2 separate regions of the Homo sapiens genome follow, and region 2 is linked to region 1. A link is an interaction called in ENCODE POLR2A ChIA-PET data of the cell type or tissue named here. Cell type or tissue: GM12878. All regions are shown on one strand. Each heading gives the region's core, and the rest is flanking DNA. Links, peaks and the distances in the headings are about the cores only.

Evidence for each region. ChIA-PET counts read pairs that join two places held together with the same protein. Peaks named below come from ENCODE experiments on the same cell type or tissue, not always from the same donor. Only the 100,000 strongest peaks of a DNase experiment are listed, where the experiment ranks them.
Region 2: POLR2A ChIA-PET joins it to region 1 with 5 read pairs; 6 of 35 experiments call an interaction of 5 or more read pairs at or near these places.

What each region holds. Positions count from the first base shown.
Region 1 is chr17:2,563,048-2,578,791 of GRCh38, forward strand. No RefSeq gene overlaps it. Among named protein-coding and RNA genes, the nearest start is that of PAFAH1B1, 23 kb to the right of the region's middle. In GM12878, for the core only: no CTCF peak of the experiment used is centred there; a DNase peak (open chromatin) is centred at 9,074; H3K4me3 peaks cover 705 bases; H3K27ac peaks cover 870 bases.
Region 2 is chr17:2,654,049-2,669,792 of GRCh38, forward strand. It overlaps PAFAH1B1 (platelet activating factor acetylhydrolase 1b regulatory subunit 1), which reads left to right. Exons shown (of 11, transcript NM_000430.4): 3 at 11,324-11,408; 4 at 11,968-12,042; 5 at 12,944-13,150. It overlaps LOC124904127 (small nucleolar RNA U13), which reads left to right and starts at 1,631; the gene lies at 1,631-1,734. RefSeq lists an enhancer at 4,995-5,496. In GM12878, for the core only: no CTCF peak of the experiment used is centred there; no DNase peak of the experiment used is centred there.

The DNA of each region.
Region 1 (15,744 bases), core at 5,215-13,214:
CCACCGCGCCCGGCTGGCTGCAATAGTTTTTCCCATCCCTTTATGCAAATCCCTTTTGCAACGTGACTATGCTGCGTCAAAGGGTAGGGATTATTCCTCCACCCCTTGAATCTGGGCTTGGCCACCGGGACATTAGCAAACGTGATGCAAGCAGGGGCTTGAAAAGCACTTGCACAAAAGGAATTACCCCTTTTTGACAGCGGCTGTAACCCTGAGACCGGTGATGTGAGCAAGCCTGGGCTGGCCTAATAGAGAGGCCTTATGCAGCAGGGCTGAGCCCAGGCAGCAGCCTGCCTATGTCCAACCAGCCAATTGCCAGACACGTGAGTGAGGTCATCTTAGGCCATCCAGCCCCATTTAAGACCCTAGAGGACTACAGACACATGAATGACTCCAGGGAAGACCAGCAGCAGAACCACTCCGGTGACCTCAGCCCAAATCGCTGATCCAGATTCATGAGCAAGCCGTTAAGTCTGGCCATGGTTTGTAACGCAGTGATCAATAACTGATATAGAAGGTACTTTGTATGTGATCGTTCCTTCATTTGGCGTCTGTTCCTACTTTTCCTTTAGTGGCTAGCTCTTGTTTTTGCCTGTCCAGACTTTATTTCACTTTCTTCCTGTAGCGGCAAGTAGGTACTTTCTGTAGGAAAATTCTTAGAAATCACAGTGCTGAATCAAAGAGTAGCTGACATTCTGACTATCTCTCCAGCTTCCACTCCACCTCCTCCGGGGTTAGTCATATAGTTTGGGTAGGGCCAGGCATGGTCGCTCACGCCTGTAATCCCAGCACTTTGGGAAGCTGAGGCAGGATTATTTGAGCCCAGGAGTTTGAGACCAGCCTGGGCAAAATAGTGAGACCTCACTGCTATTTATTATTACTATTATTATTTATTATTATTATTTTTTTGAGACAGAGTCACTCTGTTGCCCAGGCTGGAGTGCAGTGGCACGATCTTGGCTCACTGCAAGCTCCGCCTCCTGGGTTCACGCCATTCTCCTGCCTCAGCCTCCCGAGTAGGAGGGAATACAGTCGCCCACCTCCATGCCCAGCTAAATTTTTTGTATTTTTACTACAGATGGGGTTTCACCATGTTGGTCAGGCTAGTTTCAAACTCATGACCTCAGGTGATCTTCCCACCTCAGCCTCCCAAAGTGCTGGGATTACAGGCATGAGCCACCACACCAGGCCTATTATTATTATTATTATTATTATTATTATTATTATTATTATTATTTTTGAGACAGAGTCTCGCTCTGTTGCCCAGGCTGGAGTGCAGTGGTGCGATCTCGGCTCACTGCAAGTTCCGCCTCTTGGGTTCACACCATTCTCCTGCCTCAGCCTCCCCAGTAGCTGGGACTACAGGTGCCTGCCACCGTGCCCAGCTAATTTGTGTGTGTGTGTGTGTGTGTATTTTTAGTACAGATGGGGTTTCACTGTGTGAGCCAGGGTGGTTTCGATCTCCAGACCTCGTGATCTGCCCGCCTCGGCCTCCCAAAGTGCTAGGATTACAGGTGTGAGCCACCGTACCTGGCCTATTATTATTTTTTTAAATGAAAAAATGGTTTGGGTAGGATGTAACTCACTTGTAGTTCTAGATGCGAGCCACATTAGGACTACACTTGATCTTAGCCAAAAGGCTGAGAAGCAATACCACATTAGGTCTAAATAAATCAAGCAAAATAATCCTATCTTCCATTCTATGATTGTAGAAAATCCTCCAGATTTGAATGAGAATACTCCCCATAGTCCTAAATGATCCCGGCCCAATATCTTGTTACTTTGTAGAAAGCCATCCTGAGGATTTGACAGCATGGGAAGGAGTTGAAGAATCCAGAGAAACAGAACCAGGCTTTATTGACCTACCCCTGAAGCTGCATTACCTGTGGACCTTCAGTTACGGAAGTTACTGTGTTACCTTTAGTATTCAAGCCACATTGTTTGGGTTTTCTCTTACTTTCAATAAGAGCATTCTCACTGACAAGAACAAAAGGTGATACATGTTGATCAAATATTTTTCCATTGCGTCATGAGGGTTATCCACTTCCTTGATTGCAGTAACACTCTTTGCTGTCAAAAGCCCTATTTTAAACATTCCAAGGCCGGGCGTGGTGGCTCATGCCTGTAAACTCAGCACTTTGGGAGGCCAAGGCAGAGGATCACAGGGTCAGGAGATCAAGACCATCCTGGCCAACATGCTGAAACCCCGTCTCTGCTAAAAATACAAAAATTAGCAGGGTGTGGTGGCGCATATCTGTAATCCCAGCTACTCGGGAGGCTGAGGCTGGAGAATAGCTTGAACCCAGGAGGCGGATGTTGCAGTGAGCCGAGATCTTGCCATTGTATGCCAGCCTGGGCGACAAGAGCAAAACTCCATCTCAAAAAAAAAAAGAGAGAGAGAAATATAAGGATGTCTGAGTGCAGTGGCTCATGCCTGTAGTCCCAGCACTTTGGGAGACTGAGGCAGGTGGATAGCTTGAGCCCAGGAGTTTGAGACCAGCTTGAAGAAAATGGTGAAAACCTATCTCTACAAAAAAACCCACAAAAATTAGCCAGGCGGCTGGGCGCGGTGGCTCACGCCTGTAATCCCAGCACTTTGTGAGGCTGAAGCAGGCGGATCACCTGAGGTTGGGAGTTTGAGACCAGCCTGGCCAATATGGTGAAACCCCGTCTGTACTAAAAATACAAAAATTAGCCGGTGTGGTGGTGGGCACCTGTAATCCCAGCTACTCGGGAAGCTGAGGCAGGATAATCTCTTGAACCTGAGAGGCGGAGGTTGCAGTGAGCCAAGATCATGCCACTGCACTCCAGCCTGGGTGACAGAGCAAGACTCTGTCTCAAAAAAAAAAAAAAGAAAAAGAAAAAATTAGCCAGGCTTGGTGGCACGGGCCTGTAGTCCCAGCTACTTGGGAGGCTGAGGTAGGGGGATCACTTGAGCCCAGGAGGTGGAGGTTGCAGTGAACCCAGATTGTGCCACTCCACTCCAGCCTGGACGACAGAGTGAGACCCTGTCTCAAAACAATAAAAATTTTAAAAAAAGAAGTATAAGGGCAAGCAGGTATTGTAGGCAGAAGAGTGGCCCCCAAAGATGTCCATGTCCCAACTCCCCATATTTGTGAATGTGTTACCTTTCATGGCAGGAAGGATTTTGCAGATGTGACTATTGCAATAATTTTGAGATTGGGAGATTTTTCTGGAGTACCTGGGTGGGTCACGTGATCACAAAGACATTTATAAATGAAAGAAGGAAAAAGGAGGGTCAGAGTGATACTATGAGAGAAAGACTCTGCTGGCCGGAGATGTGGGGTTTTTTTGAGACAGGGTCTGGCTTTGTTGCCCAGGCTAGAGTGTAGTGTCTCAGTCTCAGCTCACTGCAGCCTCGACCTCCTGGGCTCAGGTAATCCTTCCACCTCAGCCTCCCGAGTAGCTGGGACTACAGGCACGTACTATCATGCACAGCTAATTTCTGCGTTTGTTTTTTTGTTTGTTTGTTTGTTTTTGTAGAGACAGGGCTTTACCATGTTCCCAGGCTGATATCAAACTCCTGGGCCCAAGTGATCCTCCTGCCTTGGCCTCCCAAAGTGCTGGGACTACAGGTGTGAGCCACCACGCCTGGCACATTGATGGTTTTGAAGATGGAAGGGGGCCACCAGCAGAGGAGTGCAGGTAGCTTCTAGAAAGTGGAAAATGCAAAAAAAAAAAAAAAGAATTTTCCTCTAGAGATTCCAGAAAAGAATGCAGGCAGCTTCTAGAAAGTGGAAAATGCAAAAAACAAAACAAAACAAAACAATTTGCCTCTACAGCTTCCAGAAAAGAATGCAGGCCTACCAGCACATTGATTTTAGCCCAGTGACATTCATTTTGGACTTCTGATAGATTGTAATAAGATAACAAAAGTATGTAGCTTTAAGCCACAAGATAACAAACGTATGTTGCTTTAAGCCGTTAAGATTGTAACGTGTATGTGATGGCCAATAAAATAGACCAAATTTAAAAATGAGAAATATAAGGATGTCCGGGCGCAGTGGCTCACGCCTGTAATCCCAGCACTTTGGGAGGCCAAGGCCGGCAGATCACGAGGTCAAGGGCTCGAGACCATCCTGGCCAACATGGTAAAACCCCATCTCTACTAAAAGTACAAAAATTAGCCGGGCATGGTGGCGGGTGCCTATCTTCCCAGCTACTGGGGAGGCTGAGGCAGGAAAATCTCTTGAAACGGGAAGGAAAGCAGAGGTTGCAGTGAGCTGAGATCATGCCACTGCACTCCAGCCTGGGCGAAAGAGCGAGACTCTGTCTCGAGAAAAAAAAAAAAAATTGTGGTAATTTGTTACAGCATCAATAGGGAATTGATACAGAAGAAAAGAGAGAAAAATATTTGTAGATGGTACAGTCAATACATATGAACCAGCCGGGCGAGGCGGCTCATGACTGTAATCCCAGCACTTTGGGAGGCCGAGGCAGGTGGATGACCTGAGGTCAGGAGTTCGAATCCAGCCTGGCCAACTCAAAAAAGAAAAGGCCAGGCTTGGTGGCTCATGCCTGTAATCCCAACACTTTGGGAGGCCAAGGCGGGTGGATCACCTGAGATCATGAGTTCGAGACCAGCCTGGCCAGTGTGGTGAAACCCCGTCTCTGCTAAAAATACAAAAAATTAGCTGGGTGTGGTGGCACACACCTGTAGTCCCAGCTACTCAGGAGGCTGAGACAGGAGAATTGCTTGAACCCGGGAGGCGGAGGTTGCTGTGAGCCGAGATCGCACCACTGCACTCCAGCCTGGGCGACAGAGCAAGATTCTGTCTCAAAAAAAAAAAAAAAAAAAAAAAAAAAATATATATATATATATATATATATATATATAAATCAACAAGATCTTAGCGATAAACAAAATTTTGCAGTAAGACCAAATAGAAGATCAACACACTAAACTCAATAATAATAAACAGATGAATGGATAAATAAAATATGGTATATAGTACATGAAATATTATTCAGCCTGAAAAATAAAAATTCTTTTTTTTTTTTTTTTGAGATGGAATCTCACTCTTTTGCCCAGGCTGGAGTGAAGTGGCGCAATCTCGGCTCACTGCAACCTCCGCCCTGCGGGTTCAAGTGATTCTCCTGCCTCAACCTCCCGAGTATCTATAAAAAATACAAAAATTAGCTGGGTGTTCTAGTGCATGTCTGTAATCCCAGCTACTCAGGAGGCTGAGGCATGGGAATCGCTTCAACCCAGGAGGCGGAGATTGCAGTAAGCCGAGACTGCACCACTGTACTACAGTCTGGGTGACAAAGCAACGCTCCATCCATCTCAAAAAAAAATAAAATAAGGTAAAATAGGGAAAATTTGATAATGAATGTCTGGTTAAACATGCCAATCAAATCTGATTTCTTTTTTTTTTTTTGAGACAGGGTCTTGCTCTGTCACCCAGGCTGGAGTGCCATGTCATGGTCTCAGCTCACTGCAGCCTCCATCTCCCGGGCTCAAGTGATCCTCCTGCCTCAGCTTCCTGAGTAGCTGGGAGTACGGACATGTGCTACCACATCCAGCTAATTTTCGCATTTTTTGTAGACACGGGATTTCATCATGTTGCCCAGGCTGGTCTCAAACTCCTGGACTCAAGCGATCTGCCTTGCATGGCCTTCCACAGTACTGGGATTATAGGCAAGAGCCACAGCTCTGGCCTGAATCCAAATATTTATTTGGTTCTTCCTGTTACCCCAATAAAGTAACAGCAAAGAACTAAAAATGTGATAAATCCACAGGTGAAAGAGAACAGTTGCAGAGAATATGAGTGATGTCGACCCCATTTTGGAAGACGGGAAGGATTAGCGATAATTGATTTAGGTTTCAGCTTTCTCTTTTCTAGGTCCTGCAGAGAGAGAAGACCACGAGAAGCAAAAAGCAGCAAGATGACTGGAAAGATTCAGGAATTGGGAGCAGTGAATAACTCAAAGTGCAGTGGAGGTTGGTGCTGAACATCAGCATTAGCTGACAATTTGTAAAAGAAGCAGTTCCTGGCCAGGTGCCATGGCTCACGCCTATAATCTCAGCACTTTGGGAGACCAAGGAGGGTGTATCACGAGGTCAAGAGATCGAGACCATCCTGGCTAACACAGTGAAACCCTGTCTCTACGAAAAAGAACACAAAAAATTAGCCAGGTGTGGTGGCACGGGCCTGTAGTCCCAGCTATTCGGGAGGCTGAGGCAGGAGAATCACTTTAACCTGAGAGGCGGAGGTTGCAGTGAGCCGAGATCGAGTCACTGCACTCCAGCCTGGGTGACAGGGCTAGAGTCCGTCTCATAAATAAAATGAAATAATAAAAAACAGATGTTCAAACTCACTGGTAATCAATGAAATGCAAGTTAAAACAATGAGATACCATTTTATACCTCGCAGAGGGACAAAAATTAGAGTTAGAAAATAGCAGGGTGAAAATTGGAGAAATGATCATCCTTTTGTCTCATTATGGGAGTGCAAACTGGTGCAGATATTTAAGAAACAAATGTGGCTGAATTGGGGAAGTCAAGGATATAAGACCCAGCAACCAGCAATCTCAGCCTGGGTTGGGAGGTGAATTCTGTACATCTGAGAGTTCGCCCATCCACAAGGGGTCGTGTACAAGGATGTTCACTGCAGATTTGTTGTAAAAATGAGGAGGTGGTGTCCATCACTAATGGAATATTTGGGTGCATCTCATGTGCTGCTGCTCAGCGGTAGGACCCAGGAGCGAGGTGGACAGGCAGCGGCCGGAGGAGGTCAGAAAAACAGTGCTGGGGCTGGACGCAGTGGCTCACGCCTGTAATCCCAGCACTTTGGGAGGCAGAGGCGGGTGGATCACTTGAGGTCAGGAGTTCCAGACCAGCCTGGCCAACATGGTAAAACCCCGTCTCTACTAAAAATACAAAAATTATCTGTGCGTGGTGGCGCACCTGTTATCCCCACCTACTATGGAGGCTGAGGCAGGAGAATCGCTTGAACCCGGGAGGCGGAGGTTGCAGTGAGCCGATACTGTGCCACTGCACTCCAGCCTGGGCGACAGAGTGAGACTCCATCTCAAACAAACAAACAAACAAACAAACATAAAAACAGTGTTGGAAAGGAATAGAAAAAGATTCTTGGACCCATACTGTTTATTTAAATAGAAAACATACAACATATGTGGCTTTTATTGCAGAAATAATAAAAATAGAAAAGAAAAGAAGCCGGGCACGGTGGCTCAAGCCTGTAATCCCAGCACTTTGGGAGGCCGAGGCGGGCAGATCACCTGAGGTCAGGAGTTTGAGACCAACCTGACCAACATGGAGAAATCCTGTCTCTACTAAAAATACAAAAAATTAGCCGGGCATGGTGGTGGGCACCTGTAATCCCAGCTACTAGGGAGGCTGAGGTAAGAAAATCGCTTGAACCCATGAGGCAGAGGTTGCAGTGAGCCAAGATCGCACCACTGCACTCCAGCCTGGGCAACAAGAGCAAACTCTGTGTTAAAAAAAAAAAAAAAGAAAAAGAAAAAGAAAAAGAAATCAAAAAGAAAAAAAAAACCATACACACAAAACAGGAGTATGTTTTTTACTACACCTATGTTTCCAAGAAACACATAATGGTGGGTGTTTATGTGGGAGGGGAAGGGGAATGTGGACCAAGAGTAAGGGTGGGGTTCAAATGAATGGGAGACCGTGAAAGACCATGGGCACCATGAGTGGATGAACCTGATGAGCTCAACTCTCCGCACACAAGACAGCCGCAGCCCCCAGTAGCCTTTTTCATGCAATTTCAGCAAAAACCTCAGTGGAATTTCTGGAGGACTTTGCAATATAATTCTAAAGATTTTCTGGAAGAATACATTATGAAAGAAAAATTTGAAAACTTTGAAAAAGAAGATCATCTATCCGTGACTTGGCCTACCAGATAATAGAATGTATAAATAATGCAGCAGTCACTAGAACAGTATGCTATGTGCACACTGGAATGGACAGAAGAATCAATAGAAGAGAAAAAACGGGCAGAAATAGACCTCAAAAATTATCAAAAGCTATTAGATATTAAGAGTGGCGTCAATCGGCCAGGCACCAAAGCTCACGCCTGTAATCCCAGCGCTTTGGGAGGCCAAGGTGTGTGGATCACTTGAGGTCAGGAGTTTGAGACCAGCCTGGCCAACATGGCAAAACCCCATCTCTACTGAAAATACAAAAATTAGCCAGGCATGTGGTGGTGCACACCTGTAGTCCCAGCTACTCAGGAGGCTGAGGCAGAAGAGTTGCTTGAACCCGGGAGGCGGAGGTTGCAGTGAGCGGAGACCGAGCTACTGCACTCTAGCCTGGGTGACAGAGCGAGACTCGGTCTCAAGAAAAAATAAAAAAATAATATACAAAAAATTAGTCGGGCATGGTGGCATGCACCTGTAATCCTAGCTACTCAGGAGGCTGAGGCAGGAGAATCGCTTGAATCCAGGAAGCGGAGGCTGCAGTGAGCCAAGACTGTGCCACTGCACTCCAGCCTGGGCAACAAGAGTGAAACTCTGTCTCAAAAAAAAAAAAAAAATTGTGGCATCAACCAGTGGGGGAAAGGCTGAATTGACAAATGATACCAGAAAAAATGACTAAAAATTTGAGAGTAAAGGTAGAAAAATACAGAGCAATGATTAAGACCCTTGAAAGTAAGATGGGGCAACATAGGGAGACCCCATCTCTACGAATAATCTTTAAAAAACTAACCAGGCTTGGTGGCACACACCTGTGGTCTCAGCTACTCAGGAGGCTGAAGTGGAAGATCAACTGAGCCTGGGAGGTTGAGGCTTCAGTGACCTATGATCGTGCCCCTGCACTCCAGCCTAGGTGACAGAGGAGACGCTGTCACACATACACACACAAAGACCTTTGAAAGTAAACAGACTTGGGGTTTGAATGCCAGTTTTGCCACTGATTAGCTGTGTAAATTGCAGGCAAGATCCTTAACTTCCCAAAGCCTAATTTCTCCCATATTTAAAAGCAAGGTAATAAAAATGACTACCTCACATGATTATGAGGATTAAAAGGGATAATGAGTATACAAAAGTAAAACCACGGTGCCTATTACACAGAATGTGCCTCATACAAGTTAGTTATTTTTATGTCTACTCTGTACCACATGCAAAGTAAGGTGCAAAATGAAACCATAAATGTTCTAGAAAGAAAATGAGTACTATTATGATTGTGGGTGGTAGAGGACTTCCTAAATATGGCCCTAAGGGTGGAAAACAGGAAGGAAAAGATAATAGTTCTGACTACCAAAACAAAACAAAAAGCCCACCACATTCTTTTTCTTTTGAGACAGGGTCTCGCTCTGTAGCCCAGGCAGTGCAGCAGCAAGATCTCAGCTCACCCACAGGTTCCTCCTCTCAGGTCTGAGCAATTCTCCCGCGTCAGACTCTGGAGTACCTGGGAGATTTTTGCTTTTTTTTTTTTTTTGAGACGGAATTTCACTCGTCACCCAGGCTGGAGTGCAATGGCGCAATCTTGGCTCACTGCAACCTCCACCTCCCGGGTTCAAGTGATTATTCTGCCTCAGCCTCCTGAGTAGCTGGGATTACAAGCACCCGCCACCACGTCCGGCTAATTTTTGTATTTTCAGTAGACATGGGGTTTCACCATGTTGGCCAAGCTGGTCTCGAACACCTGACCTCAGGTGATCCACCCACCTCGTCCTCCCAAAGTGCTGGGATTATAAGTGTGAGCCAACGCGCCCAGCCCTAATTTTTGCATTTTTGTAGAAACAAGGTTTTACCATGTTGGCCAGTCTGGTCTCAAACTCCTGGCCTCAAGTGATTCACCTGCCTTGGCCTCCCAAAGTGCTGGGATTACAGGCATCAGCCACCACATCTGGCTCACCATGCTTTTTGGTGCCAAAATCTCTTCACAAAGTCGAAACACAAATGGCAAACTGGGGGAAATGCTTGCAACATATGTAATAGACAAATGGTTTATGGTCTCTTACTAATCTATGAGGAAAAGGTGGATACGACAATAGAAAAATGCACCAAGAACATTGACAAATAAACAGGCTGGGCGTGACAGCCCCACGCCTGTAAACCCAACACTTTGAGAGCCCACAGCAAGTGGATTGCTTGAGTCCAGTAGTTCGAGACCAGCTTGGGCAACATGGCAAAACCCCGTCTCTACCAAAAACAAAAAACAAAACAAAAAAACATAAACAAAAAAGAGGTTACAAATATATAAATGGGGGGGATGGCGGGGCGTGGTGGCTCACGCCTGTAATCCCTTTGGGAGGCACTTTGGGAGGCCGAGGCGGGCGGATCACCTGAGGTCGGGAGTTTGAGACCAGCCTGACCAACATGGTGAAACCCCATCTCTACTAAAAATACAAAATTAGCCGGGCATGGTAGCACACGCCTGTAATCCCAGCTACTCGGGAGTCTGAGGCAGGAGAATCGCTTGAACCTGAGAGGCAGAGGTTGCAGTGAGCCAAGATTGCGCCATTGCACTCCAGCATGGGCAACAAGAGTGAAACTGTGTCTCAAAAAAAAAAAACAATAAAAAAAAATTAATGAGGAGGGACGTTCGACCTCCCTAATAAAGAATATAAATGAAAAGAAATCCCATTTATCAAATATTAAATTAGTACAATACGTTTTTATGATACTATTTCATTTCACTAAGCATACTTTTGTTTTGTTTTGTTTTTGAGGTGGAGTCCCCCTCTGTCACCAGGCTGGGGTGCAGTGGTGCGATCTCAGCTCACTGTAACTTCCAACTCCCAGGTTCAAGCGATCCTCCTGCCTCAGCCTCCTGAGTAGCTGGGACTACAGGTGTGCACCACCATGCCCACCTAATTTTTTGTATTTTTAGTAGAGACGGGGTTTCACCACATTGGCCAGGATGGTCTCCATCTCTTGACCTCGTGATACACCCACCTCAGCCTCCCAAAGTGCTGGGATTACAAGCGTGAGCCACCGTGCCCCACCTTGTTTTTCTTTTTTGAGACAGAGTCTCGCTCTGTCACCCAGGTTGGAGTGCAGTGGTGCGATCTTGGCTCACTGCAAACTCTGCCTCCCGGGTTGACGCCATTCTCCTGCCTCAGCCTCCCGAGTAGCTGGGACTACAGGCACCTGCCACCATGCCCGGCTAATTTTTGGTATTTTTAGTAGAGACGGGGTTTCACTGTGTTTGCCAGGATGGTCTCGATCTCCTGACCTGGTTATCTGCCCGCCTCGGTCTCCCAAAGTGCTGGGATTACAGGCCTGAGCCACCGCGCCCGGCAATTTGTTTATTTTTAGTAGAGACAGAGTCTGGTCATGTTGCCCACACTCATCTTGAAATCCTGGGCTTAAGTGATCCTCCCGCTTTGACCTCCCAATACGCCAGAATTATAGGTGCCCGGCCTTATTCCTTTTTATGACTGAATAATATTCCATTGTATGTATTAATATATATCATATTTTTGTGGTGGCATGCACCTGCTACTTGGGAGGCTGAGGCAGGAGAATCACTTGAACTTGGGAGGTGGAGGTTGCAGTGAGCCGAGATCACGCCGCTGCTCTCCAGCCTGGGCGACAGGGTCAGACTCTGTCTCAGAAAAAAAAAAAGAAAAAAAAAGGAAAATAATATATACCACATTTTGTTTATGCATTCATCTTCAATGGACATTTGAGTTGTTTCCAGCTTTTGGCTATTGTGAATAATGCTACTGTTTGAGTCCTGGCTTTCAACTCTTTTGGCTATACACCTGGCTGTAGAATTGCTGGACCATATGTTTATTCTGTGTTTAACTTTTTGAGAAACTGCCAAACTTGTTTTTGTTTTAAATGTCAGGTTTATTAAGAAATGATTTACATGCAGTAAAATTCACTTTTTAGGTATACAGTTCTATGAGTTTTTTTTTTTTCTTTTTTTTTTTGAGACAGTTTCACTCTTGTTGAGCAGGCTGGAGTGCAATGGCACGATCTCAGCTCACCGCAACCTCTGCCTCCCAGGTTCAAGGGATTCTCCTGCCTCAGCCTCCTGAGTAGCTGGGACTACAAGCATGTGCCACCACGCCCGGCTAATTTTGTATTTTTAGTAGAGACAGGGTTTCTCTATGTTTGTCAGGCTGGTCTCAAACTCCCAACCTCAGGTGATCTGCCCGTCTCGGCCTCTCAAAGTGCTGGGATTACAGGTGTGAGCCACCGCACCCAGTCAGTTCTATGAGTTTTGCCCAATACAGGCAGTTGTATAACTGTCACCACAATCAAAATATAGTATAGCTCGGCCAGGCATGGTGGCTCACACCTGTAATCCCAGCACTTTGGGAGGCCACGGTGGGTGGATCACCTGACATCAGGAGTTTGAGACCAGCCTGGCCAACAGGCAAAACCCCATCTCTACAAAATACAAAAATTAGCCGGGCATGGTGGTGGGCGCCTGTAGTCCCAGCTACTTTGGAGCCTGAGGCAGGAGAATCGTTTGAACCCGTGGGGCAGAGGTTGCAGTGAGCCGAGATTGTGCCATTGCACTCCAGCCTGGGCGACAGGGCAAGACCCTGTCTCAAAAACAAACAAACAAACAAAAAGATATAGTATAACTCCATTCCCCAAAAGTTCTCTGTGCTCCTTTGTACTTCACCGTCTGCCCTTACCCCTTGGCAACTACTGACCTGATTTCTGTCCTTACAATTTTTTGTTTTTTAGTCGGAATCTTGCTGTGTTGCCCGGGCTGGAGTACAGTGGTGCAATCTTGGCTCACTACAACCTCCGCCTCCTGGGGTCAAGTAATCCTCCCACCTCAGCCTTTCAAGTAGCTAGGACGACAGGTGCGTGCCACCACACCCAGATAATTTTTGTATTTTTTGTAGAGACAGGGTTTCACTATGTTGCCCAGGCTGGTCTTGAACTCCCAGGCTCAAGTGATCCTCTCGTCTTGGCCTCCTAAAATACTGGGATTATAGTCATGAGCCACTACGCCCAGCCTGCCCCTATAATTTGATTTTTCCAGAATGTTATATAAATGGAACCACTGGAGCTTGGCTTCTTTCATTCAGCACAATGTATCTGAGGTTCATCCAAGGGAGTGCAGTAATCATTTGCTCCTTTTACTGCAGTATAGTATTCCATTGTATGACTGCACTACGTGTACTTATCCATTCACCAGTTGATGAACATCCATTTTAAAATTTTTTTTCGAGACAGGGTCTTGCTCTGTCACCCAGGCTGGAGTGCAGTGGTGCGATCTCGGCTTACTGCAACCTCTACCTCTTGAGTTCAAGCGATCCTCCCACCTCAACCTCCTGAATAGCTGGGATTAAAAGTGTGCGCCGCCACACCCAGCTCATTTTTGTATTTTTAGTAGAGACGGGGCTTCGCCATGTTGGCCAGGCTGGTCTCGAACTCCTAACATCAAGTGATCCGCCCGCATGAGCCACCACGCCTGGCCTGTAAAGCAATCTTGTGTCTCTGCTGCCCCCGCCCTGCTACAGTCCTTTTCTCTCTGCATATCTGCTTTTATTTTCTCCCCTGTGCTCCACTTCACAAGCGGAATATGGCTGCTGTGTAGCTCCCAGTCCACATGTTAAAATCCCAGCCACCTTCGAACTGATTCGCTGCTTCTCAGTCCAATCCTAAATTCCCAGTGATCATCTGAGTTGGGGCTGTGGTCCATGCCATGCAGCCATGGCCAGGGAGGCAGAGTCAGATAGAAGCAAAATGGCTCCCAAGAACCCACTCTAGTGATGTAATCTGTGGGTATGCTTCCCAGAGAAAAGACGTGGCTACGAGGCTGGGGAAATAACCCAAAACATAAAGCAAATCCGTTTATTGCTCTGATATTTGGACTATTTGAAGTTCAGGATATTTTTTTATTTTTTATTTTTATTTTTATTTATTTATTTATTTATTTTGTGATGGAGTCTCATTCTGTCACCCAGGTTGGAGTGCAGTGGCGTGATCTCAGCTCACTGCAACCTCTGCCTCCTGGGTTCAAGCGATTCTCCTGCCTCAGCCTTCCGAGTAGCTGGGATTACAGGCACCTGCCACCATGCCCAGCTAATTTTTGTATTTTTAGTAGAGATGGGGTTTCACCATGTTGGCCAGGATGATCTTGATCTCTTGACCTGGTGATCGCCAGCCTCGGCCTCCCAAAGTGCTGGAATTACAGGTGTGAGCCACCGCGCTCAGCCAGGAATGTTTTGTTTTGTTTTCTTTTTGAGATGGAGTCTCACTCTGTTGCCAAGGCTGGAGTGCAGTGGCATAATCTCGGCTCACTGCAACCTCCACCTCCCGGGTTCCAGCGATTCTTCTGCTTCAGCCTCCCAAATAGATGGGACTACAGGCACCCGCCACCACGCCCAGCTAATAGTTTGTATTTTTAGTAGAGACGAGGTTTCATTATGTTGGCCAGGCTGGTCTCGAACTCCTGACCTCGTGATCCACCCGCCTCTGCCTCCCAAAGTGCTGGGATTACAGGTGTGAGCCACTGCTCCTGGCCAACCAGGAATGTTTTAAAGAAAATAATTCCAGTTACGTTTTTGTAAAATAAAGTTTGCATGACCATGGCCAGTTCATATAGCAGGGTGGAAACAGGAGACCACTTCTTGTGGGCAGCCCAAATGACCACCCTCTCAGATCCCAGCTGCACCAAATCTTAGATCCCAGCTGCACCAAATCTCTGTACCTTTCCAGTCTTCAAGGTGCAGTAAACTCAAAATTAAGTAGTGAGCATTAACTTTTGCTTCCAGGGCTCCCAAGTAGAGTCTATTTTTAGGAACAGCTTGGATCTTTGAAAATGCAGCTTGGCCCGGCGTGGTGGCTCGCGCCTGTAATCCCAGCACTTTGGGAGGCCAAGACAGGGGGATCACCTGAGGTCAGGAGTTCGAGACCAGCCTGGCCAACATGGCGAAACCCCATCTCTACTAAAAGTACAGGCATGGTGGCACGTGCCTGTAATCCCAGCTACTCAGGAGGCTGAGGTAGGAGAATCGCTTGAACCCGGAAGGCGGAGGTTGCAGTGTGCCAAGATCATGCCACCGTACTCCAGCCTGGACGACAGAGTGACACTGTCCCCCGCCAAAACAAACAAACAAACAAAAAAAAACAAGAAAAAAAAACAAGAAAATAGCACTGATTGCAGAAGACCTGGGTTTCAATCCTGATGCTCTCACTGAATGCTTTGTCATCTTGGGCAAAGCACCCAGCTACTCTCCATCTCTTCATCTGAAAAATGGAAGTAATAATATTTTATTTCTACCTCAAAGGGCTAATTGAGATTCAAATGAAATTATGTAATTAAATAGACAGTACTTTGCAAATTGTACAGAATAGCGAAGTGTGTCACTTGTATATCCACAAACCTCACCAGACTTTGGTACAAATAGGGAGGATAACTGTTGTATACAACATAATGTGGTAGTTAAGAACAAGTTGATTTCTGCAAATGGTGCTGGAACAATTGGATATTAATATGTAAGAAAGGGAACCATGATCCATAATGTGTACCATATACAAAAATGAACCTGAAATGAATCATACCCCTAAATTTAAACTTAAAGCTATAAACTTTCAGAAGAAAATATTTATAACTTATGGACAGGCAAAAATTTCATAGATAAGACACACAAAAAACATGAACCGTAAAAAATGTTTCAATTAGACTCAATAAATGAAAACCTCTGCCCTCCAAAAACACTGTTAAGAAAATGAAAAGACAAGACACAAATTGAAAGAAAATATTTTAAAAACACACATCTGATAAAAGCTTTGTATCCGGGGCTGGGTGTGGTG
Region 2 (15,744 bases), core at 7,238-15,237, 93 kb after region 1:
CACCCGCCTCGGCCTCCAAAAGTGCTGGGATTACAGGCGTGAGCCACCATGCCCGGCCAGTCACTATACATTTAAATATAAACTATTTAATATGCTGCTTCTATCCAGCTTACATGTTGAGGTCCCTGTTGTCTTTTAAACCTTTTTTTTTTTTTTTTTAAAGACAGTTTTGCTCTTATCGCCTAGGCTGAAGTGCAATGGTGCTGTCTTGGCTCACTGCAACCCCTGTCTCCCAGGTTCAATCAATTCTCCTGCCTCAACCTCCTGAATAGCTGGGATTACAGGCACGCACCATCACTCCCAGCTAATTTTTGTATTTTTAGTTTCACCATGTTGGCCAGGCTGGTCTCAAACTGACCTCAGGTGATCGCCCGCCTCAGCCTCTCAAAGTGTTGGGATTACAGGCATGAGCCACTCCACTCGGTCTGTCTTTTCAACTTTAAAAGTTTGATAATGATGGAATCTATAATCATATTGTCTATATTTTCACTTTCTATGCAGTGACGGTTGTTTCTAATTATTGCCTTAAGGTAAAAAATTAAAAAGGCCCTCTGAGTCTTCAGAGGAGGATTAAAATATTCTCAGTTTGTGTTAGTTTTTGTTTGTTTTTTGAGATAGTGTCTGGCTCTGTTACCGAGGCTGGAGTGCAGTGGCTCAATCTCAGTTCACTGCAGCCTCCGCCTCCCGGGCTCAAACCATCCTCTCACCTCAGCCTCCCAAGTTGTTGGGACTACAGGTGTGTGCCACCATGCCTAGCTAATTTTTCTATTTTTTATAGAGACAGATTTTTGCCATGTTGCCCAGGCTGGTCTTGAACTCCTGGGCTCAAGCAGTCTGCCTGCCTCAGCCTCTCGAAGTGCTGGAATTACAGGTGTGAGCCACCCTGCGTGGCTTTTTTTTTTCTTCTTTTTTTTTTTTTTAAAAGAGACAGGGTTCAGGCTGGAGTAGTGCAATGGCATGATCATAGCTCATAACTCTGGGGCTCAAACAATCCTCCCGCATTGGCCTTTCAAAGTGCTGGGATTACAGGTGTGAGCCACCATGCCCAGCTTGTGTTAGATTTTTTTATTCTTTGGAAATTTTTGATTTCCAGAATGAAATTGCTGATCATTTAAAAAATATATATATACATATATGTGTGTGTGTGTGTGTGTGTGTGTGTGTGTGTTTATAAGAGTGAAATGTAGGCATCTATAAAGATGATCAAGATATGATCAAGGTCAAAATTGTTGACTTTCTGGAGAATTCATACAAAGCCCTTTTACATACCACATCACATTGCATTTCACTGAAAGATGGAGGGTATTCTAGAGAATTGTATTAGAAAGAGAAGACACATCGTAGGCCAGGCACAGTGGCTCACTTCTGTAATCCCAGCACCTTGGGAGGCCGAAGCAGGTGGATCACCTGAAGTCAGGAATTCAACATCAGCCTGACCAACATGGAGAAAACATGTCTCCACTAAAAATATAAAAATTAGCTGGGTGTGGTGGCACATGCCTGGTAATCCCAGCTACTCCGGAGGCAGAGGTTGCAATAAGCTGAGATTGTGCCACAGCCCTCCAGCCTAGGTGACATGGCAAGACCCTGTCTCAAGAAAGAGAAAACACATCACAGAAGAGGAAGGGAGATTCTTTTGTAGTTGCTACGTGTGACGACAGGGTGTTCACACACATGTGTAAGATGTACCACCCTCCAGCCTTGTTACAATGTCGTCACATTACCCGACCGATGTGAAAAAAAAAAAAATAGAAGAGGAAAGCAGTGCCACAAATACAGGAAACTACATTGAGAAAGTTATATGCTGAGTAGCTTCTATTTTCTGTGTGGAGTTGGAGGTCAGCTGAAGGATGGGATGCAATTAGGTGGTTTTCGTTTTGTTTTGTTTGTTTTGAGACTGAGTCTCCATCTGTCACCCAGGCTGGAGTGCAGTGGCACGATCTCGGCTCACTGCAACCTCCGCCCCTGGGTTCAAGTGATTCTCCTGCTTCAGCCTCCCAAGTGACTGAGACTACAGACATCTGCCACCACGCCCGGCTAATTTTTTTTGTATTTTTAGTAGAGACGGGGTTTCACTATGTTGGCCAGGCTGGTCTCGAACTCCTAACCTCGTGATCTGCCCGCCTCAGCCTCCCAAAGTGCTGGGATTACAGGCGTGAGCCACTGCGCCTGGCCACAATTAGCTATTTAAAAGGGAAAAAAGGACCAGTCTAGACAACATATTGAGACCCTATCTCTACTTTAAAAAAAAATTAACCCATCATGGTGGCATGTGCCTGTAGTTCCAGCTACTCAGGAGGCTGAAGCAGGAGGATCCATTGAGCCCAGGAGCTTGAGGATGCAGTGAGCCATGATTGTGCCACAGCACTCCAGCTTGGGTGACAGAGCAAGACCTCATCTTTTTTTTTTTTCAAAGAGTGAGGAAAGGGGCCCGGGACAAGTAAATGATTCATCAGGTGGCAGTGAATGACTACCATATACTATGACTTGACCTATCCTAATTCTAAAAATATAAATACATTATTAGCAGTATTGTAGATAATTGAATATCCTGCTCTTCAGTGCAGAGTAAAAACTGCTCCATCAACAATTGGAAGCTATATTTAATCAGATAATTCTGGGGATGCCTATTATGAATATGACCTGATTTTAAGGGATCTTCATTGTTTTTTAGGGCTTGACTTACTATACAGTGGTCTTCCTTTGTTTAGTTTGCTGTTTCATGTAATCTGCCTGTATACTTCTGACACTTCTGATAAATAGGTCTTTTAAAATTACTGTTTTCATTCAATTGCTTTTTCTTGCCTTGAATGTCCTACATAGTCTGTTTCTGTTTCTAGCCATTTCTCTCATTATTTTAATGCCACCTGATTTAGAGCAGTTTTTTTTTTGAGACAGAGTCTCGCTCTGTAGCCCAGGCTGGAGTGCAGTGGCGCAGCCTGGGCCCACTGCAAGCTGCGCCTCTCAGGTTCACGCCATTCTCCTGCCTCAGCTTCACTAGAGCAGTTTTAAGTAATAGGAATGATTATAGCATCTTTGCCTTGTTCTTTGACACAAGTGTTTCTAGTGTTCTGCCATTAACTATTAGATTTATTGGTTGAAGGTTTGAGAGATTTCTTTTTTCCTGATGTTAATGAACATTCTTAATGAAGACCTTTCCGTTAATGAGGAATGTTTAAAAATCAAGAATGTTGAATTTGTTTCTGTTTTTTGAGACAAGAGTCTCACTGTGTCACCCAGGCTGTAAGGCAGTGGCGCCATCTTGGCTCACTGCAATACTCCACCTCCCAGGTTCAAGTGATTCTCCTGCCTCAGCCTCCCAAGTAGCTGGGATTACAGGTGTCCACCGCCGTGCCCGGCTAATATTGTATTTTTAGTAGAGCTGAGGTTTCACCATGTTGGCCAGGCTGGTCTCAAACTCCTGACCTCAAGTGATCCACCCACCTCAGTCTCCCAAAGTGGTGGGATTACAGGCGTGAGCTACCACGCCTGGCCAAGAATGTTGAATTTGATCAGATGTTTTTAGGTAAACATTGAGATCTCCATAATGTACCATTCTGATTCACTTGGTCCAGCTCAGCTCCCTGCCTAGGTAATACTTACTATTTCCTTTAAGTCCTCGCATCTCGCCTTTATAAAAAGATTCTTCCATTCAGTCTCATTTCTCTCGTCTTTGAATTAAATTTCATAGACTTCAGTAGCTTTTATTTTGCTCCTCAGATAGGTTTACAAGATCCTAGGAGGCAAGGGACCATATATAACTTAACCTTCTTTTATATTCCTTGGTATAAAACTGGAAATAACAAGCACTCATCCCTTCTTCCTCTTTCCTTTTTTCTTTACATGTTTTATAGTGAAATTTTGCTTTACATTTTAAAAATATAAATGTTTCAAACTATTCAATACATGACAGTTGTATTGTGTATCTTTCCTATTGTACAACCTGACTTTGCCTTATGAGTTTTTGAAATAATGCAAAATATTTTTATAGGAATATATCCTGAGTGGATCTCACAGTTGTAAATTATGCTGAACAACTAAGGCAAAATCTCCTCCTCTCTGGAAACGTAGCTGACCTCTGGCCTGTAGCAGGCCATGCAGTTTTTTTCTAAGTGTCAGTCAATAATATAGTAACTTTAAAACAACATAATTAGGAGTTCAGCTGGGTTAGTGTGACATTCTCTCTCCCTCTCCCCCAACCCCCTTTCTCTCTTAGACCTTTAAGTATTTTAGTTTTCAGTAATGTTATTTTTCTTAACAGGTTAAAAGGGTAAAGAGGGAAACACAGATAAATAAGGGTGGAGGCTGAAAACAACTGTTTAGTGACTGCCCTCTGTTTTGTGTTTCCATTACTCAAGAAATTTAATCGAAATACGAGAATGAACAGTAATGCATATTTTTTGTTTATTTATTTGGTTTTGCTTTTTAAAAAGTGCAGTGTGATATACTTAACTGGTAGATCATTTTTGGCTTTTGTTGCAACTGTGGGCTGGAGGGTATATCAGGATGTCATCTGAGACCCAGCCGTCTGATGAAAAGAAATGGAATCGAGCAGGCTAGTATACTGGGTACAGGGTTCTTTTTGCTTGATGGGGAAGATAAAGGTCCACTCACCCTGCATTGCCTGAATTACATTCTTCTTCACTTTGTCTCTGCCATGGATAAGGTCTCATTATAACCTCTTGCTGAACTTGTACTTGTCCTAAGACTGGTAGTAGTTAAATCCTGAACTACCTTTTGGAAGTAGTTATCTTAGAATGTGATGGTGAAGGATGGTAATGGCAATCAATTTGTCAGACAGATTTCTTAGGGTACGTGAGGTTGGAGAAGTATAAGACCTATGGCCAGGAACTCATCACATCTGTGCTGCCCTTTCCCTGAAGAGTCAGTAGGGTATTGTAGCATAAAAGTTTAGGAAGTCTTGGCTGGACACAGTGGCTCACACCTGTAATCCCAGCACTTTGGGCCAAGGTGGACGAATCACTTGAGATCATGAATTCAAGACCACCCTGGCCAACATGGCAAAACCCCGTCTCTACTAAAAATACAAAAATTAGCTGGGCCTAATGGCACGTGCCTGTAGTCTCAGCTTCTCAGGAGGCTGAGGCAGGAGAATCGCTTGAACCCAGGAGGGGGAGGTTGCAGTGAGCCGAGATTGCCACACTGCAGCCTGGATGACAGAATAAGACTCCGTTTCAAAAAAAAAAAGGCCAGGTACAGTGGCCCACGCCTGTTATCCCAGCACTTTGGGAGGCCAAGGCGGGCGGATCACAAGGTCAAGAGATCGAGACCATCCTTGCCAATATGGTGAAACCCCGTCTCTGCTAAAAATGCAAAAATTAGCTGGGCATGGTGGCACACGCCTGTAGTCCCAGCTACTCGGGAGGCTGAGCCAGGAGAATCGTGAGGTTGTGGTGAGCTGAGATTGTGCCACTGCATTCCAGCCTGGCGACAGAGTGAGACTGCCTCGCCAAAAAAAAAAAAAAAAAAAAAGGAAGCCTTGGCTGGGCGTGGTGGCTGATGACTGTAATCCCAGCACTGGGAGGCCAAGGCAGTCAGGTCACATGAGGCCAGGAGTTTGAGACCAGCCTAGCCAACACAGTGAAACCCCGTCTCCACTAAAAATATTAAAAAAAAAATTAGCTGGGCATGGTGGTGCTCACCTGTAATCCCAGCTACTCAGGAGGCTGAGGCATGAGAATCACTTGAACTCAGGAAACAGGCTTCAGTGAGCCGAGATCATGCCACTGCACTCCAGCCTGGGTGACAGAGTGAGACTCCGTTTCAAAAAAAAATTAGGAAGCCTTGTTACCTGTTTGAGACTTGATTGATATCCTGTGGCTGCAGCTTAGGGAATGATCCCCTGTATATCTCTGCCCTGGAAATAAATTTTAATCACATTCTCTCCCAAGACTATATAGTTTCATCTTGTTATCTAAAACAGTATAGCCCGGGGTGGTGTGAGAGATGTCTTTTGGAGGAGGGTACTAAGGATGACTCCATGTGTGCTTCTGGTGGTGTCATGCTTGATACTGCCTGGTCTTTTGTGTTACCTTCCCAGAGCCTTCAACAGCCCTGCAGACATCTCAGATTTGTTGGGCCCCTGGACCTTTTAGAGGAATGCATGTTATCTCCATTGCTGCCCTGAATATGCAAGCTTAGCCTTTTCAGTGTATCTTTTTTTTTTTTTAATTTTTATTTTACTTTAAGTTCCGGGATACATGTGCAGAATGTGCAGGTTTGTTACATAGGTAAATGTGTGCCATGGTGGTTTGCTGCACCTATCAAGTCATCACCTAGGTTTTAAGCTCCACACGCATTAGCTATTTGTCCTGATGCTCTCCCTCCCCTCAACCCCCACCCCCACCAACAGGCCCGGGTGTGTGTTGTTCCCCTCCCTGTGGTCCATGTGTTCTCATTGTTCAACTCCCAGTTATGCGTGAGAGCATGCGGTGCTTGGTTTTCTGTTCCTGTGTTAGTCTGCTGAGGATGGTGGCTTCTAGCTTCATCCATGTCGCCACAAAGGACATGATCTCATTCCTTTTTATGGCTGCATAGTATTCCATGGTGTATGTGTACCACATTTTCTTTATCCAGTCTGTCATTGATAGGCATTTGGGTTGGTTCCATGTCTTTGCTGTTGTAAATAGTGCTGCAGTAAACATGTGTGCATGTGTCTTTATAGCAAAATGATTTATATTCCTTTGGGTATATACCCAGTAATGGGATTGCTGGGTCAAATGGTATTTCTGCTTCTAGATTCTTGAGGAATCACCACACTATCTTCCATGATGGTTGAACTAATTTATATTCCCACCAATCGTGTAAAAGCATTCCTATTTCTCCACAGCCTTGCCAGCATCTTTCGTTTCTTGACTTTATAATAATCGCCATTCTGACTGGTGTGAGATAGTATCTCATTGTGGTTTTGATTTGCATTTCTCTAATGATCAGTGATGTTGAGCTTTTTTTCATATGTTTTTTGGCCACATAAATGTCTTCTTTTGAGAAGTGTCTGTTCATATCCTTTGCCCACTTTTTGATGGTTTTTTTTTCCCGTTCTGTAGGTTGCATGTTCACTCTGATGATAGTTTATTTTGCTGTGCAGAAACTCTTGAGTTTAATTAGATCCCACTTGTCAATTTTAGCTTTTGATGCAGTTGCTTTTGGCATTTTCATCAAGAAATCTTTGCCCATGCCTGAATGGTATTGCCTAGGTTTTCTTCTAGGATTTTTATGGTTTTGGGTTTTACATGTAAGTCTTTAATCCATCTTGACTTATTTTTTGTATAAGGTGTAAGGAAGGGGTCCAGTTTCAGTTTTCTGCATATGGCTAACCAGTTTTTTGAGCACCATTTATTAATTAAGGAATCCTTTCCCCATTGCTTGTTTTTGTCAGGTTTGTTGAAGATCAGATGTTTGTAGATATGTGGTGTTATTTCTGAGGTCTCTGTTCTGTTCCCTTGGTCTGTGTGTCTGTTTTGGTACCAGTAGCATGCTGTTTTGGTTACTGTAGCCTTGTAGTATAGTTTGAAGTCAGGTAGTACGTGTGATGCCTCCAGCTTTGTTCTTTTTGCTTAGGATTGTCCTGGCTATTAGTGTATCTCTTTAAATGGGTCTAGTAAGAAAACATCTCAGTTCATCAGCCTTTGACTTAACCTTGTTTTTTCTTCATATGAGCAATGAAATTAAAATGGTTACGGAACTCTTAGAACTTTTTCATTCTTAGAATGCTAGAGTATACAGTTTGTAAAATACTATTATTGGCCAGGCGTGGTGGCTCATGTCTGTAATCCCAGCACTCTGGGAGGCTGACGTGATGAAACCCCATCTCTACAAAAAAATACAAAAAATTAGCTGGGCGTGGTGGTGGGTGCCTATAATCCCAGCTACTCAGGAGGCTGAGGCAGGAGAATTGCTTGAACCCAGGAGGCGGAGGTTGCAGTGAGCCGAGCTTGCGCCATTGCGCTCCAGCCTGGAGGAGACTCCATCTCAAAAAAAAAAAAAAAAAAAAAAATCTTATGGGTGGTATTGATGAGGTGTTATGACTAGTATTACAGCTGCAGAAATTACCCTAGGGGATAAAAACAAATGAAAAGAATGTAGGAAGTCAGCTAAAGTGCTTAAAATCGAATGCTGGCATTTTCATAAACTTGTAATAGTTTAGAAAATAATTTCATTCGTTATGTTTGTAATAGTTTGATATTTAAGCCTAGGCTGTGTCTAGCTTAGGATCTGTTTGCTCATGGATAAAAGTCCTTCATCTCAGTTTTGATTTTAACCATTTTCTTTTTTATTTTTCTTAACCATTTTTATTTTTTTAACCTCTTTGTGTGTGTGTGTGTGTGTGTGTGTGTGTGTGTGTGTGTGTGTGTGACGGAGTTTCACTCTGTCATCCAGGCTGGAGTGCAGTGACGCAATCTTGGCTCACCGAAACCTTTGCCTCCCAGATTCAAGCAATTCTCCTGCCTCAGCCTCCCAAGTAGCTGGGATTACAGGCTCCTGCCACCATACCCGGCTAATTTTTTGTATTTTTAGTAGAGATGGGGTTTCACCATGTTGGCCAGGCTGCTCTTGAACTCCTGTCCTCAAGTGATCTGCCCTCCTGGGCCTCCCAAAGTGCTGGAATTACATGCGTAGGCCACTGCGCCCAGCCTTCTCTGATTCTTTATAGTATTACTGGTTTTGGTCTACTCCATTTTACTTCTGTGTGAATTTCTCTTTAATTCTAGTGACTGGTTTCAAAGAGGTGAAGATTCCATCCTTAATAAAGCTGATGAGGCCAGGTACAGTGGCTAACGCCTGTAATCCCAACACTTTGGGAGGCCAAGGTGGGCGGATCACCTGAGGTCAGGAGTTTGAGAAGACCAGCCTGACCAACATGGAGAAACCCCGTCTCTACTAAAAATACAAAATTAGCTGGGCATCGTGGCACCTGCCTGTAATCCCAGCTACTCTGGAGGCTGATGCAGGAGAATCGCTTGAACCTGGGAGACAGAGGTTGTGGTGAGCCAAGATCACGCCATTGCACCCCAGCCTGGGCAATAAGAGTGAAACTCTGTCTCTAAATAAAGAAAGAAAGAGCCAAGCGTGGTGGCGGGCACCTGTAGTCCCAGCTACTGGGGAGGCTGAGGCAGGAGAATGGTGTGAACCCAGGAGGCAGAGCTTGTCGTGAGTGGAGATCGCACCACTGCACTCCAGCCTGGGCAACAGAGCAAAAAATAAAATAAAATAAAGCTGATGAAAATCAACTCTAGGTCAACAACTGAGATTAGTAGCAAGCCCCAGAAGCACCCTTTAGGCTGTTAGAACCAAGAGTTTTGTGGGTTTTTGTTTTGTTTTGTTTGTTGTTTTTTTGAGAGAGGGTCTTGCTCTGATAGGCAGGCTGGAATGCAGGGGCTCACTCACAGCTTGCTGCAACCTCAACCTGCCAGGCTCAAGCCATTCTCCCGCCTCAGCCTCCCAAAGTGCTGGGATTACAGGTGTGAGCCACTGCCACCTGCTGAGGTTCTTCAGTCTTTACTTAACTTATTACTTTTAGTAACGGTAGTACACCTTGCTGAAGTTAAAGGTTCTACATTAACTGGATCAGATTGTTGGCTTAAATATTGAGAGGCAGGGCATCAAAGGTGGTAGTGCTAAAATTCTCTGGATTTTTTTTTTTTTTGAGACAGAGTTTCACTCTGTTTCCCAGGCTGGAGTGCAGTGGTGCAGTCTCAGCTCACTGCAACCTTTGCCTCCCGGGTTCAAGCAATTCTGCGTCAGTCTTCCAAGTAGCTGGGACTACAGGCGCATACCACCACACCTGGCTAATTTTTGTATTTTTAGTAGAGATGGAGTTTCACCATGTTGGCCAGGCTGGTCTCGAGCTCCCGACCTCGTGATGCGCCCACCTCGGGCTCCCAAAGTGCTGAGATTACAGGCGTGAGCCACCGCTCCCAGCCTCTGGTCTTGAACTTCTGACCTTGTGATTTGCCCGCCTCGGCCTCCCAAAGTGCTGGGATTACAGACGTGAGCCACTGCGCTGGCCTAACCCTGTAATTATTATACGTTGATTTTTGGCATGCTCATAATTACCTGGAACATAAAGTTTTTGCTGGTAATTCCCTGTTATCTTTCTTTGCTGATTTGTTTTAAACATACCATTGAATTAAAGCCAGTAATCCCACCAGTTATACAATACTACTGGAGTGTGTTTTGTTTTGTATTTTGAGACGTAGTTTCGCTGTTGTTGCCTAGGCTGGAGTGCAGTGGCACGAACTGGGCTCACCACAGCCTCCACCTCCCAGGTTCAAGTGATTCTCCTGCCTCAGCTTCCCAAGTAGGTGGGATTACAGGCATGTGCCACCACACCTGGCCTTTTTTTTTTTTTTTTGAGAAGGAATCTTGCTCTGTTGCCCAGGCTAGAGTGCAGTGATGCGGTCTTGGCTCACTGCAATCTCCGCCTCCCGGGTTCAAGCAATTCTTCTGCCTTGGCCTCCCGAGTAGCTGGGATTACAGGGGCTTGCCACCACGCCAGCTAATTTTTGTATTTTTAGTGGAGACGGGGTTTCACCATGTTGGCCAGGCTGGTCTCCAACTCCTGACTTTGTGATATATATCTATATCTATCTATCGCTCTCTCTCTCTCTCTCTCTCTCTCTCTTTCTCTCTCCATCTATAAAGCCCAAAACATTTTTGGTCCCGAGCATTTTGTATAAAGGGTACTCAAACTGTAGAAGGCAAACATGAAAAGGCTAATTCAGCTTCTCTAACCTTCAAGTTCTAATTCTAAATGAATGTCTCATTCTACGACAGTACACTAAGTTTATACTGTATGATTGCTTTTTTTCACCCACTCCAATGGTTCAAAGTTATTTCTAATATGAAAATACTTTAGTTTTCTCAAAACTTTTCTCTGCAAAACTAAATTCCAGCTGTCAGCCCTTGAGTGTATAACAAGTGGTAAAGAAAGACTAAATGTAAATGTTAGCAAAATTGATGGTTGCTGTCACAGAGCCATAGCTTGATCTATAGAGTGCCTACAGCTTGTGAGGTAAGCAACACATTTGAAACTTATAAATATGAAGTTTCTCTTCTGATGTTAAAAAAAAGAAAGAAAAACTTATAACTAAGAATATAATATTATGGATGTAGTATGACAGGGGCTAAAAGTTCTGGAGGCTTTGCGGGGGTGTCCTTTTTAATGAAATACTTGTATGATTTGAAAGGGAATACTCTTGAAAAGAGTATCTTCAGGGTTAATGAGATTTTAAATAAATTCTATTTCTTCAGAATAGAAATGAGGTCTTTTTTTTAGGAGTCATTTGAATTTTTCTTTCAGAAATCGAGCTATAGCAGATTATCTTCGTTCAAATGGCTATGAAGAGGCATATTCAGTTTTTAAAAAGGAAGCTGAATTAGATGTGGTATGTTTTACTTTTTACAATTCAAAGTATAGTTAATGAGTGGATTTTCACTCAAGTATCTGTAGTTAACAGTTACGCACAATTTTGTCATTTGTTATTGTGGTCTACTTGGTACTGAACTTGATTTTCACTCCTTTTTTTTTTATTTTTTATTTTAATTTTTGAGATGGAGTCTCACTTTGTCTCCCAGGCTGGAGTGCAGTGGCGTGATCTCGGCTCACTGCAACCTCTGCCTCCCAGATTCAAGCGATTCTCCTACTTCAGCCTTCCGAGTAGCTGGGATTACAGGCACGCACCACCACACCCAGCTAATTTTTGTATTTTTAGTAGAGACGGGGTCTCGCCATGTTGGCCAGGCTGGTCTCAAACTCCAGACCTCAGGTGATCCACCCGCCTTAGCTTCCCAAAGTGCTGGGATTACAGGTGAGCCACCATGCCCAGCCACTCCCTTTTTTTATAATCAGATTTTTAGTAATATTTGGACTTAAAGATGAATGATCTTTGTCTTGAGGATCATAGTTAAGCCATTTTTTAAAAATTCTAAATTTATTTTCTCTAGAATGAAGAATTAGATAAAAAGTATGCTGGTCTTTTGGAAAAAAAATGGACATCTGTTATTAGATTACAAAAGAAGGTAACTAAGTCTTTTTTCTTTAAAATTAGTTGTATTCAGTTATATAAACTTTCTGAAAATAACATTCTTCTGCATTAATTAATAATTGCATCTAATCTTTAAAAAGCAAATAAAAATACATTTTTTGTGCTTCATGAAAAGTATGACCTAGGCATATTATTGCAGATACATGGTAATTCACATATCTGGAGTTGCTGACTGGGTTCAATCTGCATAGTCCTGACTTTGAGGAATTGATACTGAAAGAACTCATTTGTGCACTTAGAAGGAAAGAATACATGGAGCCATTGTGATTAATGCTGGGAAAAGAACACTAAAATGTGCTCGTAGACAAGTTGTTTTTATCTCTGAGCTTTTATTTTTATCTGTAAATACAACAAATAATATTCCAGTCCTAAAATGGATACTTCATAGGCAAAGTTAGAATAAGTAAATAACATTGTTATGAGTTCATCATATAAAGCTCTTAGAAAAATGCTTAGCACATAGTAGATGCTCAATAAATATTAGCTTTTATTAATATTATTATTACCATATATAATGTGGTTTGGAAAGAACTTACTAAGAGTAGCAGCCTTAGAGGGACCAAGACAAATTCACTGCCCTTCTCTAATTAGTAGAGGACTCTGTCACCAGATACAAATCGAAATTTTTCTTTTTGTTAAAGAGTTAAGGCAATTGTACTGAATTTTTCTCAATTTTTAGTTTCCTCACATGACTTAGATTTTGATGCTGTACAAAATAAATAATTTTCATTTAAATTTGACAAATGCTTTGGAGATTACTGAAATTTTTTCAAGTATCCTACATACATAGTTGCAAAATAAAGGCAGTTTTTTAAAATGTCACATGCTATTTTTATTGAAATCTATCTGTACGTAACTACATGTTCTTTTTCAAGGTTATGGAATTAGAATCAAAGCTAAATGAAGCAAAAGAAGAATTTACGTCAGGTGGACCTCTTGGTCAGAAACGAGACCCAAAAGAATGGATTCCCCGTCCGCCAGAAAAATATGCATTGAGTGGTCACAGGAGTCCAGTCACTCGAGTCATTTTCCATCCTGTGTTCAGTGTTATGGTCTCTGCTTCAGAGGATGCTACAATTAAGGTAATTTTTTGTTAAAAGCAGACTTAACGGGAGGCTGAAGCAGGAGAATGGCATGAACCCGGGAGGCGGAGTTTGCAGTGAGCCGAGATTGCACCACTGCACTCCAGCCTGGGCGACAGAGCCACACTCTGTCTCAAAAAAAAAAAGCAGACTTAATAGGGTGAAGAAAATTAAAAGATCCTGAAAATGAGGGCCTATGAAGAGGGACAGGAGGTACTCTGAAACGTGTGATTTGGTTCTAAATCTTAAAAGACAGAATTGGAATAAAATATCATTGTGGCTCCTGAGAGGCATGCTGCCAGGTAAGTTTGATGGTGAATTTGAGAAAGTCGGGTGTCACTAACTGAGTTGATGTCAGTACATCACCTTGTGCTTGAACAATTTTTGTTCTTGGAGAATGAAAAGTGTGTGTCTTACCTTTAAACGGAGGTTATGTGTGAAATACTGATTGACAAAACTAGTAATTGATAGGGTGAATCTATACTGCAAAAGAATTCAGTAGAGGATTCATTTAAATTGGGCTTTCCTTGATGTATTTAAAATTGGCTTTCCAGGAGTGTGGGAATATACAAGCTTTTCATTTTATAAATTACGTATTTCATTAAAAAATTTTTTTCACAGTAAAAATATTATTACCTTTTAATGTTGTGCTTTTTTAATTAGGAAAAGAGTTGTTTTTAAGTTGCCTTTGTTCCGGACACAATAAAATGACCGTTGTATAAACCACCTACAGAAAGATAAGATAGTTGCAATATAGGTAGATTTAGGTAGATGCCTCTATCCTAAGGGTTATTTCAAAGTAAGTTACAGATATTAAGTTTCATTTACAAAAGTATAACCAATCGGCCGGGCACGGTGGCTCACGCCTGTAATCCCAGCACTTTGGGAGGCCGAGGCGGGTGGATTGCCTGAGCTCAGGAGTTCAAGACCAGCCTGAGCAACACGGAGAAACCCCATCTCTACTAAAATACAAAAAAATTAGCTGGGCATGGCAGCGTGCGCCTGTAGTCCCAGCTACTTGGAAGGCTGAGGCAGGAAATTCGCTTGAACCCAGGAGACAGGTTGCAGTTAGCCAAGATCGCTCCACTGCACTCCAGCCTGGGCGACAGAGCGAGACTGTCTCAAAAAGGTAGTTACAACTAACCAAATAGTAACGACGGTTTGGCCTTACTACTAACAGCAGAAGAAATAAACACTGAAATTATGGGCCGGGTGTGGTAGCTCATGCCTATAGTCCTAGGACTTTGGGAGGCCAAGGTGGGAGGACTGCTTGAGCTCAGGAGTTAGAGAGCAGCCTGGGCAACATAGCAAGACCTCGTCTCTACTTAAAATTAGCCAGGTATGGTGGTGCATGCCTGTAGTCCTAGCTACTCAGGAGGCTGAGATGGGAGGATCACATGAGCCTGGGAGTTGGAGGCTGCAGTGAGCTATGATTGAGCCAGTGTACTCCAGCCTGGGCGAAGAGTGAGACCCTGTCTTAAAAACAAAAAAATTGGACTGGGCACGGTAGCTCATGCCTGTAATCCCAGCACTTTGGGAGGCCAAGGTGGGTGGATCATGAGGTCAGGAGATCGAGACCATCCTGGCTAACATGGTGAAACCCCGTCTCTACTAAAAAATACAAAAAATTAGCCGGGAGTGATGGCGGGCTCCTGTAGTCCCAGCTACTCGGGAGGCTGAGTCAGGAGAATGGCGTGAACCCGGGAGGCGGAGCTTGCAGTGAGCCAAGATCGCGCCACTGCACTCCAGCCTGGGCGACAAGAGTGAGACACACATACATATATATGTGTGTCAAATTGTCAAGGTATTTTACCTATTAAATAAGAATTCCCAGTGATGATAAGATTTTGATAAAGTAGTCATTCTCATTACATATGATACAGTCTTACGGGATATCAATTTAATAGAGTATATGAAGGCTTTAAAAGTTTATACTTTTTGACCCACTAATTGTTTCTCCCCATTACTGTCTGACCTAGGTATTATAAAATGAGGACAGAATTTTTTTATATTAAAAAATGTTCACTATAATGTTTTCTATAATAGTGATTTAGCCAGCAATTAGAATTTTTTTTTTTTTTTTGAGATGGAGTTTCACTCTTGTTACCCAGGCTGGAGTGCAGTGGTATGATCTTGGCTCACTGCAGCCTCCGCCTCCCAGGTTCAAGCAATTCTGCCTCAGCCTCCCGAGTAGCCGGGAGTACAGGCGCCCACCACTGTGCCTGGCTAATTTTTTGTGTTTTTTAGTAGAGACGGGGTTTCACCATATTAGCCAGGATAGTCTCGAACTGACCTCGTGGTCCGCCCGCCTTGGCCTTCCTAAGTGCTGGGATTACAGGCGTGAGCCACTGCGCCCGGCCATATTTCATTTTTTAACTCAAAATGACATATGCTCTTGTTCATTTGCTATTCGTGAACAGTTAACATCTTCTGAAATCTTTCCTTGGCCCTTTAGATGTCTGAGTTCTGATGGTCTAGTAGGATCGAGTATTCATCCATTGTTCCTCAAATATTCTACATACAAATGCCTGCTATAGCCCTCTGAAGCTCCTTCCCTTCCCCTTCCCTTTCCCCTTTCTTTCCCTTTCCTTTCC